Linked DNA regions of Homo sapiens: all the other regions are linked to region 1. Evidence: chromatin contacts called from ENCODE POLR2A ChIA-PET data. All regions are on one chromosome and are shown on one strand. The core of a region is the stretch at or near the end of the contact, and the rest is flanking DNA. Distances in the headings are between cores, read along the strand shown.

Region 1 (3,210 bases), core at 326-2,825:
GTTTGAAATACTTTCACGAATACTTTCACAGGAACAGATGAATAGAAATCACTTAGCAACATTTTCAAGGCAACATCTGAAAACTACTTTGTCTATTTCCTGACGTATGTTAGGGCCTAAGTGAACCAAAAGAGATGTCTACAATGCCAGTTCTGAAAATGTTACCACTTTGGTCAGACAAGTGTTTAGTCTTACTGTATAGTTCTGTTTATCAGAAACCCAGAGTAGCCTTTTCTACTGAGACTGGCACAGGTATATATTCCGAAGGAACTGTCCCATGTGTTTTTGATAAACCAAAGTGACGAATGAGAGGGTGGTTGAGTGTTAACATGCAACATAAAAGGATGGTTGTCATTATTCACTTTTTAACAAAAACTAGTGGCATGGTACAAACCCAAATCCAGAAAAAAACAGAATCACTCCATTGCAAAGTAACCAGGTAGAGACTTCCATGTTTGTTCATCCTACAACACGACTGTCATCTTTTAACCTCATGAAAACTACCCGAGTTCTTCAGCAAACTGTGCCGCTGCCGCATACAGACATCACTGTGGATCACTAAAAATCAGAATGCATCAAGAATTGCTTCCAAGCCTTAACTAGCACTAGCTCAGCTACAAACTCGGAGGTAAACAAGCACAGACTGACTGACTGTGGAGCGGGGCACTGTTTACTTACATGGGAAGACACTCATGTTGTGATGGGAAACGTGTTGCACTGTCCACCCCTAGCTCCTAGAAAAACGGTACTTTGACAAGCTAATGTGAGTGTAAGTCTATTCCCAAAAGTTTTTACCTCTCTTCTTAATCGCTTAAGGACAAATGCTCAAAAAAGGACGCCCGACACAAGGTGCCCGAGGTGCTACCCATGGCATTACCTGGAAGGACATCACTATGCCCATGAAACTGTCCCCTCACAGTGGACTAAAAGGAAGCAATAGATACCGTCATTCACCCTGGCGAAGGAAAAAGAAATCAAAACCAGACGCGCTTCCACCTGGCCCCAAGAGGCTTGGAGCAAGACTAGGGTCTAAGCTGCGGTTCAAAAACCACACCAGGCCCCTCCGCCTCTGCTCTCAAACGCAGCGCGGCGACACAGCAGAACCATCAACACCTCCACCTCTGTCCTCCAGGCACAGCCAGGGACTGCGTCCCAGAGCCCGCCCCGGTCGGGCCCGCCCCGCTATCTCCTCCCCCGTTATCCGCTCGCAGCCGCGCTCAGGCCTGGATTCGCCTCCCCACCCTCCCCAACTTCGGCACGTCCCACTACCCCACACACGTCGGCCGCCGCCCTCGGCGAGTCCGGGGAAGAAAGGCTGGAGGGCCGCAGGGCAAGGAATCCACTCAGCACGGTTCCTCACCTCTGGGTGGAGAAGGGGCACACAGCCCGCTTCGGTATCGTACTCATCCGGGCCGTCCGCCATCTTGGTGTTAAATCCCTCCTCCCGCTGCATGCTGGGAGAAAGCGTTTCACCCTCCCGGGGCTCGGGCGAGGCGGAGGGCGAGCGCGGGGCGAGCGCGAGCCCCGCCGGAGGCGACGCGGGCCTCCTCCTCCTTCTTCTCCTGCCCCCGTGACGCCCCCTCTGTCCCCTCCCCCCTCGGAGGGCGCGGGTTTCTCCGCGCGTGCGCGGAAGCGCGGCCCGGCCCCAGACTGGATCGCGCTCTGCTGCACTGCGCTGGGGACGGCGGAGGGCTCTGGGCGTGGGCCCCGCGGCTCGGGGGCGGGTCCCGGCTGGAGGTAGATGTGAAGCTCTGGCTGCCCGGGGGAGGCGGCCGGGCGGTTGAGACAGTCGCTTGGGAAACCTAGCAGCTGCTCAGGAGCGAGAACAGAGCTCCGGAGCCGCACGCAGCACAAGTCTGGAGCCCCAGGCAGCCGAGGAGCCCACGCCCACGCGCTCCCACTTCCGCTCCGGGACCCCCGGGACCCCTCTTCAGGAACTCGGGCAGAGTCGTCAGCCAGCTCCAGGGAGGTTTGGGCCCGTCAGGCTTGAGTCGAGACCTGCATCATTCCTGAAGACAAAAGCAGCTTCCCTTTCCTCCACACTTGAAAAGGTCACCCGCAACCTGTCCCTCCGGGGGACGCCCGGAAAAACATGGATACAACTCGGGACTTCCTACTAGAGAACCCTTTTTTTTTTTTTTTTTTTTTTTTTTTTTTTTTTAATGAGACAGAGTTTTGCTCTTGCCGCCCAGGCGGGAGTGCAATGGCGCGATCTCAGCTCACTGCAACCTCTGCCTCCCGGTTCAAGCGATTCTCCTGCCTCAGCCTCCCGAGTAGCTGGAATTACAGGTGCACGCCACCACGCCCGGCTAATTTTTGTATTTTTAGTAGAGACGGGTTTTCACCATGTTGGCCAGGCTAGTCTCGAACTCCTGACCTTAAGCGATCCGCCCGCCTCGGCCTCCCAAAGTGCTGGGATTACAGGCTTGAGTCACCACACCCTGCCGAGAACTCTTTTTAAAATGATCCCAACCTGCTCTCAATCGTCTTGAATTAGTACCACACAAAAAATTTACGAGCTCAAAGCCCACACACCGCCATCTGCAACATTTCGATATAATCCAGGAATTCAGAACTGAAGCCACTTAAACTGAATTCGCTTAAATGCAAGGCAGATAAAATGACTAAAGCCATTTTTTAAAGGATTTTAGGGCGGTATGGGGGAGGTGCTCCCTGTAAATGGGCTGATGGGACAGTTTTAGATAGCATTTGTCTTTCCTTTTAGCTGTTAAAAATTGTAAGTCTAAACAGCTGAGAATTTAGCAGAGATCATGAAAGTTGACCTATTAGAGATCCTGGTACTTACTAATCTGTCTCCTGTTAGGCCAGAAACCACCAGGAAAAAGCCTGTACTCCGATAACGTCAGGCCAATTTGTAAATCAGGAGGGAGGGCACTCCAAAGGAAGCTTGGAATGCCACTGGAAAAGGAAAGAGGAAGCCTCCTTTGTAAGATTAGTTTCCCGCCAAAGGAGTCTGAGGAGGGTCTAAGGAGAGCCAGAATCAGTTCTGCATGGGACGCCGTTTCCGTGGCGGCATGAAGAAAAGCTGGGATTTACGAGGGATTGGATGCTGTCTTGAGGATACAGCAATTTAGTAATTAGGTACCTCCAGTAATAAAGTAGCAACACTAGTAAGAGCAGCAGTTACTCAAAGAGGGGTGAATATGGCGTGTCATAGCTACTGCACGGCTGTGGGAGAAAGAAGTTTCT
Region 2 (3,210 bases), core at 313-2,812, about 19 Mb after region 1:
GATGACATCTGTCTGAAAGATATGGGTAGAGGGAAATTAAGTCTCCCTACATCCTGTTATCAGTTCAAGTGCCTCAATTTCCCTAGCCCAGCAAAGGAAGTCAAACAGAAGCATAACGGTGTGCAACAATTATAGACACGATAAATATCTACCTTTTGAGGTTCTCTAGATCATCCTCATGGAAAATTAACCAGACATCCCAGAGGAAGCAAATAGCCCAAGAGGCCAGAAGCAGTGCACCTAAGGATGATCTTTGGGTAGTTGGGGCCAGACTAAGGAAGGAGTTCGAGGTTAAGAGGAAAATTTTAAAAAGCAAGTAAGTACTTGAAAGGGTACTGTCTTACCTGTTTGCTTCGGTTAATAGCCAGACATGAGCAAGAGATTACAAATTGGAAGATGAAGACCAAACCAAGGATGATCATGTACTGAGAGGAAAGGTTATGGAAAAAAGTCCTAGATTCCTTTATGTTTCATCTATAATAACTGTCTGGTCTCATCTGTTCATAGAACTTACACCACCATGTCAAATTGAAAGCAATAAAATCAGCTCTTGTTTCGTAGATTATGGGACAGGGCAGGGCAAGGAGACGTGTCCAAGATCCCTGAGGTCCCCTACCCTTCTAACATCTTCCTTAGATGACAGCCCTCCCAAGCCCCCGGTTGCCCCCATCACTTCAGGTCAGGATACAAAGAACAGCAGGACTTGGTGGTGGTTGACAGCACCCACCAGTCCAGCCACTGCAATAAGGAGAAGGAAGACTCCCACAGCAATGACTCCGCCGATGATGTGGATGCTGGACACCAGACCCAGGCCCTTGCCCCAAGCAGCCACTCCAATGAGCAACAAGCTCACCAGCTACGAAGAAAGAGCAGGATACATCTCAACAATTCTAGCATGCGGCACAGCCCAAGGCCATACAAGAGGACTTGGGAGCGGGGCAGGGGGAAGGAATAATGGAATAGTGTGTGAATGGGAGCTGGGGATGGTGCTATCCGCACCGGGAGCATCCCTAGGCACTCCCAAAGGTTAGAATGGCTAGGATGGCGGGGAGGGGGTGGCAGGGATGGTAGTATGAATGCAAAAGATGAACCCTCAGGATCATCCTATCACTTCCAGTTTGGAAGAAACTGAGGTTCACAGGAAGGAGGTATGGAACTTACGCCCACGGCCTTCAGTTCATTCCCCCACCCTCAGACAAACCCCCTTAATCAACCGGAAGTCTCCTCTCTCCCACGGAAGTCCCCAGGAATTCCCTCGTCGCCGGAAGTTCCTGGGAATCTTCCCGGAACCCCCATACACCCCTCTCCCCACCGGAAGTACCCTAGAGATTCTCCCCACGGGGCCTTTCCGCCTTGAAGCTTCCCCCACCTCCAAAACCTCACCATGTAGACCACGTTGAGAGCGCAAAGCGCATTCTTGGAGCAGGCAAAGCCGCCACAAACCATCTCCCCAGCTCTGGGGACCCAAGTGGTCCCAAGGACTTGGGGGGAGGGTATTGGGGACCGTCTTCCAGGACCCCGACAGCTTCTGTCTCTTTAAATCGAGGCCAGCCAAACCCAATACTCTGCGCCTGCACCGTCCCTCCCCTGCCTCTGGATTGGCGAAATGCGTGGCTAATCCTGGACGTCCAAGGCCTGCATGCCAATCAACCCGCATTACGTCACCGACCCGCCTTCTGTCCCTCTCCTTTTGTTTTTTCATTGGGCGAAACTTAAAACTAGGGGCAGGGTTTCTAGAGACTCTCTTAGGGACTACAGCCTAAACTCCAAAAGCTTAGGTTGAAAGCTGAGCTTTCTGTGGTCGGAGTTAGGAGAGGGCTAATTCCCAGGGAGACGGCTCTGGAGGAACTTAGGTGAAGGGGAGACGGCGGGAGGGGCGGGTAGGGGGCCGCTCTGAGAGCTGGGCAAAAAGGGCTCCGCCCGTAGAAGGAGGGCCCTTCCCCACCCCCTTCCCCCTGTTCTGCAGTGACCTCACGATGACGCCATTGTTTTGTTATTGCGTCACGCTCGGGAACACCCAAAGGAGCCACATATTGAGCTTATTTAGCCCGGCCGCAGAGTCCGCGGGTTGGACACAGCAACACCCAGCAAATCATCACACGTTTGTGTGTCCTCTAGTACCCATGTCCTGTTCCATATCTCCTCCTAAAGGGGTGTGAATATACCAGAAATTCAGTGTGGAAATAGCGGCCTCAGGCCAGCGCATTCCTGTATGTGGCATTGCCACAAGTGCACAGAGGGGTGTGCTCAGCATTTTCAGAGTACACGCCTGATCTAGGGCTTGCAAAAAAACGGCAGGCAAGAGGAAGAGTCTCATTTACATAAATATAAGTGGAAGGAGCCTCCACCTTTTCACTTGGGGGTAGGCTGATCAACAACTTTATTATCTAGTAAGTGCTTTGACAAACCGTCCTTCTCACGGGGGTAGGGAAAGGCATAATCCTTCTCTTCCCCAGGAGAAAGAAACAGTAGGAACAAAAAAGAAAACCCTCCAATCAACTCAACAGAATGATTTAAGTTTGTGTGTACTTAGATTCTATAGACTTACTGCCACAGTCAGATTGCCACTTCCTAGCTGCGTAACCTTTGGCCAGGCACTTAGAAACTGTCTGTGCGTGTTTCCTCATCTGTAAAATGGGGATAAATAACAACACACCCTACCTCTTGGGTTGTAAGAATTAAATGAGTTAATATATGTAGAATACTTAGAACAGTACCTGGCATATAGTAAACACTCAATGTTAGTTATTACTTTTCAGGTCATTTTACAGGTTCCTGTGGGCAATTCCAACCTCAATTCCCTTATCTTTAACTACACAGTATTTATATAAACTCTTACAGAAATTAATACCAAAAAGGTATGCAGGAGAATAGATGTTTGACAGGGCGAGAGAGGTGTTTGGGTCTTGAAACAAGGTAATTAAGTTATTATCATTATTATTATTTTGAGACAGAGTCTCCCTCTGTCGCCCAGGCTGGAGTGTAGTGGCGCGATCTCAGTTCACTGCAACCTTCACCTCCCGGGTTCAAACAATTCTCCTGCCTGGCTCAGCCTCCCGAGTAGCTGGATTACAGGTGCCCGCCACCACACCCAGCTAATTTTTTTGTATTTTTAGTAGAGATGGGGTTTTGCCATGTTGGCCAGGCTGGTGGCGAACTCCTGACCTTAGGTGATCTGCCCGCCTCGGCCTCCCAAAGTGCTACGATTAC
Region 3 (3,210 bases), core at 349-2,848, about 19 Mb before region 1:
AGATAGGTAATAAATGCTGAAGGCCTTAGGAAAAAGATTCATGTGCAACACCCCGGGGCAGCCTGGTTTCATGAATAAGGATATCACGATGGGCTGGGTAAAGTCAAAATAAATAGGCAAAGACAGTCCATTACTAAAAAACTAAAACGCTCAAATATCTAAGCACAAGACCAGGCCCCTGCTCTGGAAGTGATTATAACCTACCTATAAGAGCAATATGTTACATGCATTAATAGTATCAGGTAGCACGAAATGAAGTGACATTCTGGCTACTGGAGAGAATTCATATTAAGAAATACAACTGTTAAAAATACATTAGGATCAGTCAGCTTAACACCTTACAAGACAAACAGCAGTGTTTGAATTTCACTCGAAATCCAGGAACAGCCACCAGAGTAACAAATTTTGCTCTGGAAGAGTTCCAGCAACGCTACAACTCTCCTTCCATTCCTATCTAATCAAAATTTCAGAAAGATGAAGATTAGCTCTCTTCGACCTCTCTCAATTCCATCTTAATCGCTTCTGACTTCTCCATTTTCTGTTTCTCTGGCGATTTTAATTAGAAACAAGTAAAAATAATTTTTATTAAGGTGAAGGAGCTTGTGCAGCAAAAACACAGACTTCTCAAAATATGTAAGTTCCTAGTTCATAATATCCAACTGTAAACTCTCAGCAGTTCTCCTTGCCTTACCAGTGGATTTAGAGGTTAAGACCTCAGAAGTTCCATTCTGAGCCACAGAATATCCTATCTGCACTGCCTGCAATTGGTATCATAATTCAGGTCTAAAGGCCCTAAAGCTTGGCGATGCTATGGGATTAGGCAGGTGAAAATTCGTTATCACCACCACAAATTCTGCAATTAATGACATGAGCGCGCGGGCAAACACACATGTACACACACCCCAAAAGTGCAGGCTGCAACAACCCCAACGTGAAACGGGATAGTGGGAGGAGGTGTGCTCTCCATTACATTTGCCCACCCCCAAAGAAAATAAGTCCTAGCTTGCTCCAGCAAACCAGCAAAGACGCGGCAATACGGATCAGAATCGGATTTTTGAGGCGGCGGCCAAATCGCGCGAAAGATGGTAGGGCTGTGCTCTGCGCACAATCTCAAGACCGTGCCACGATGTGCGTGGGAGCTGAGTTCTGGTAATACAGGGGCTCGGGCCCAGCGACCCCAGAGGTACCACACGCCAACCTCAGGCACTCTTTTCTCCCCCACCAGCCCTCTAGTCCCACAGGAGGAGATGACGCCTCTTCTCAGACTAGGAATCTATAGCCCGGCTTTGCCACCCTGTCAGGCCCAAGAATCAGTCTAGTCGGGGCTCTGGGGCCCCGGTCCCGGCCCCCTCAACGGGCCTGAGCCAAACAGTTCAGCCGTTCCCGGAGGGGACTGGGAAAACATAAAACTCTCTTTACCTGCAGAAGGCCCTTTGCTCTTCTTCTTCTTTCGTCTTTTTTTCTTGGCTGCTTCCTCAGCCGTAGAGGCAGCTCCTTCTTCCCTGTCGTCTGGATCCAGGTCGCCATTCAGGTGGCTCCCGGAGGCCGCTACCTCCTCCACACCCGCCATGTTGCCCGAGAGAGCGCGAGGGAATGAGACAGAGCGGCGAGGGCCCCGATCCTTCTCCACCCGCCTACACCAGCCACGCCGGAAGCTGCTCTCGATGGTAGGGACGCAGGGAATGCTGGGACGGCGGAGGACTCAGCTGAGGGTGTCGGGCTAGCTTCGGGCCGGGCGTGCAGGAGTCTCGGCTTGGAGCCCCGCCTGGCTGGAGTCGACTGGGGCCAGACCCGACTGCTTCGTCCGGTGCCTCGGGCATTCCCGAAGCAAATCGGCAAGCGCAGGGTGAAGTTTAAAGGGGAAGTTGAGCTCTAGAGTCAGCCGGAGATACCTGTGGAGACGGGCAACCCGCCGTAGCAAGCGGCGTCTCTGCTGGAACGGAAATATTTTATATTTGCGTTTTTATAAATCACACAGGCAGTGGGGAAACGGGCTAAGAAATGTGTTCACTTGTACACATTTCTATTGTCATGACTCCACATATCTCTTAAATCTAAGAGATTTAATCAAATCTGCGTTGACATTCACAATCACAGCTCTCCGCGAGGCTCTGTAGGCACTGGAGAGAATTTTGGAAGCTGGAGTTCCGTGTTAGTTTATTGTACTACTCAACCCCGGACGGTTCAAGATGGGAACCCGTCACACTCCGCTCACTTTCCAATTCAGGACAAGAATGACAGGTTTTAACACACGGGGACACGGTCTCTCTCATTAATGCAAAAGATCACACTCCGTTTTCTCTATTTCTGGTCACCTTTCTTTTGGATTTAGGACGTTTCACCAGAAACTAATTGAATTTTGCCCATTTCTTTACTTCTTATGTTTTGAGCCTCATGTTCAAACCGCAGTTTGAGATTTAGTTTGTGGCGTAAGTGGATTGTGATTGGCTGCCTGCACCAACTCCTTCTCAATTTCTCCTGAATATGGCTTTGTCCACCTGGAGAGTTTAGGTGTTTTCATTAGTTTTAAACTAGGCACCAAGCTTCATGGGCATCAAAATGTCGTTAAGAGCCTTATTGCCAGTGAGTTTACAGTAAACCTCACACAGGCTCTGACTGCAGCTGCATAAATGTACATTCTCTGTCTTAAAGCTTCAGGCAGCACCTATCCAATAGTAATAAAAACTGTTCCTCTTATTCTTGTACAGATCTTTATCTCTTTAAATCTATCCCTATTTAGATTTTAAATTGTTTTCCCTAGTTGATTGCTGGCAATATAAAAGTTGGTAAACCGGCCGGGCGCTGTGGCTCACGCCTGTAATCCCAGCACTTTGGGAGGGCGAGGTGGGCAGATCACAAGGTCAGGAGTTCGAGACCAGCCTGGCCAATATGGTGAAACCCCGTCTCCACTAAAAATACAAAAATTAGCCGGGCGTGGTGGCAGGCGCCTGTAGTCCCAGCTACTAGGGAGGCTGAGGCAGGACAATCGCTTGAACCCCGGGGGAGGTTGCAGTGAGCTGAGATTGCGCCACTGCACTCCAGCCTGGGCGACAGAGCGAGACTCCATCCCCCCCAAAAAAGTAAATAAAATAAAAAATAAAAAGTTGGTAAACCAAACATAATACCACAAAAATAAAAATAGAAGTAGCTTCCATGTGTCCAAAATCCTTTAAAATGCCCGGCAAGACCCAGCCATATCTACTTCTCCAA

The links. ChIA-PET counts read pairs that join two places held with the same protein, here RNA polymerase II (POLR2A).
Region 2: POLR2A ChIA-PET joins it to region 1 with 10 read pairs in A673. The contact joins the promoter of TSPAN31 here to the promoter of ZDHHC17 in region 1. POLR2A ChIA-PET finds 5 or more read pairs at or near these places in 2 of 52 experiments (A673 and activated naive CD8-positive, alpha-beta T cell).
Region 3: POLR2A ChIA-PET joins it to region 1 with 10 read pairs in T-cell. The contact joins the promoter of METAP2 here to the promoter of ZDHHC17 in region 1. POLR2A ChIA-PET finds 5 or more read pairs at or near these places in 2 of 52 experiments (AG04450 and T-cell).

What each region holds. Positions count from the first base shown.
Region 1 is chr12:76,762,480-76,765,689 of GRCh38, reverse strand. ZDHHC17 (zDHHC palmitoyltransferase 17) reads right to left here and starts at 1,575. Exons shown (of 17, transcript NM_015336.4): 1 at 1,361-1,575. The coding sequence starts at 1,453. RefSeq lists enhancers at 1,228-1,377, 569-1,411, 1,387-1,681, 1,978-2,077 and a silencer at 1,428-1,837.
Region 2 is chr12:57,743,391-57,746,600 of GRCh38, reverse strand. TSPAN31 (tetraspanin 31) reads right to left here and starts at 1,562. Exons shown (of 6, transcript NM_005981.5): 1 at 1,384-1,562; 2 at 689-856; 3 at 345-425; 4 at 1-12. The coding sequence starts at 1,446. RefSeq lists an enhancer at 752-831.
Region 3 is chr12:95,472,540-95,475,749 of GRCh38, reverse strand. It overlaps METAP2 (methionyl aminopeptidase 2), which reads right to left and starts at 1,598. Exons shown (of 11, transcript NM_006838.4): 1 at 1,420-1,598. The coding sequence starts at 1,570. RefSeq lists an enhancer at 1,382-1,781.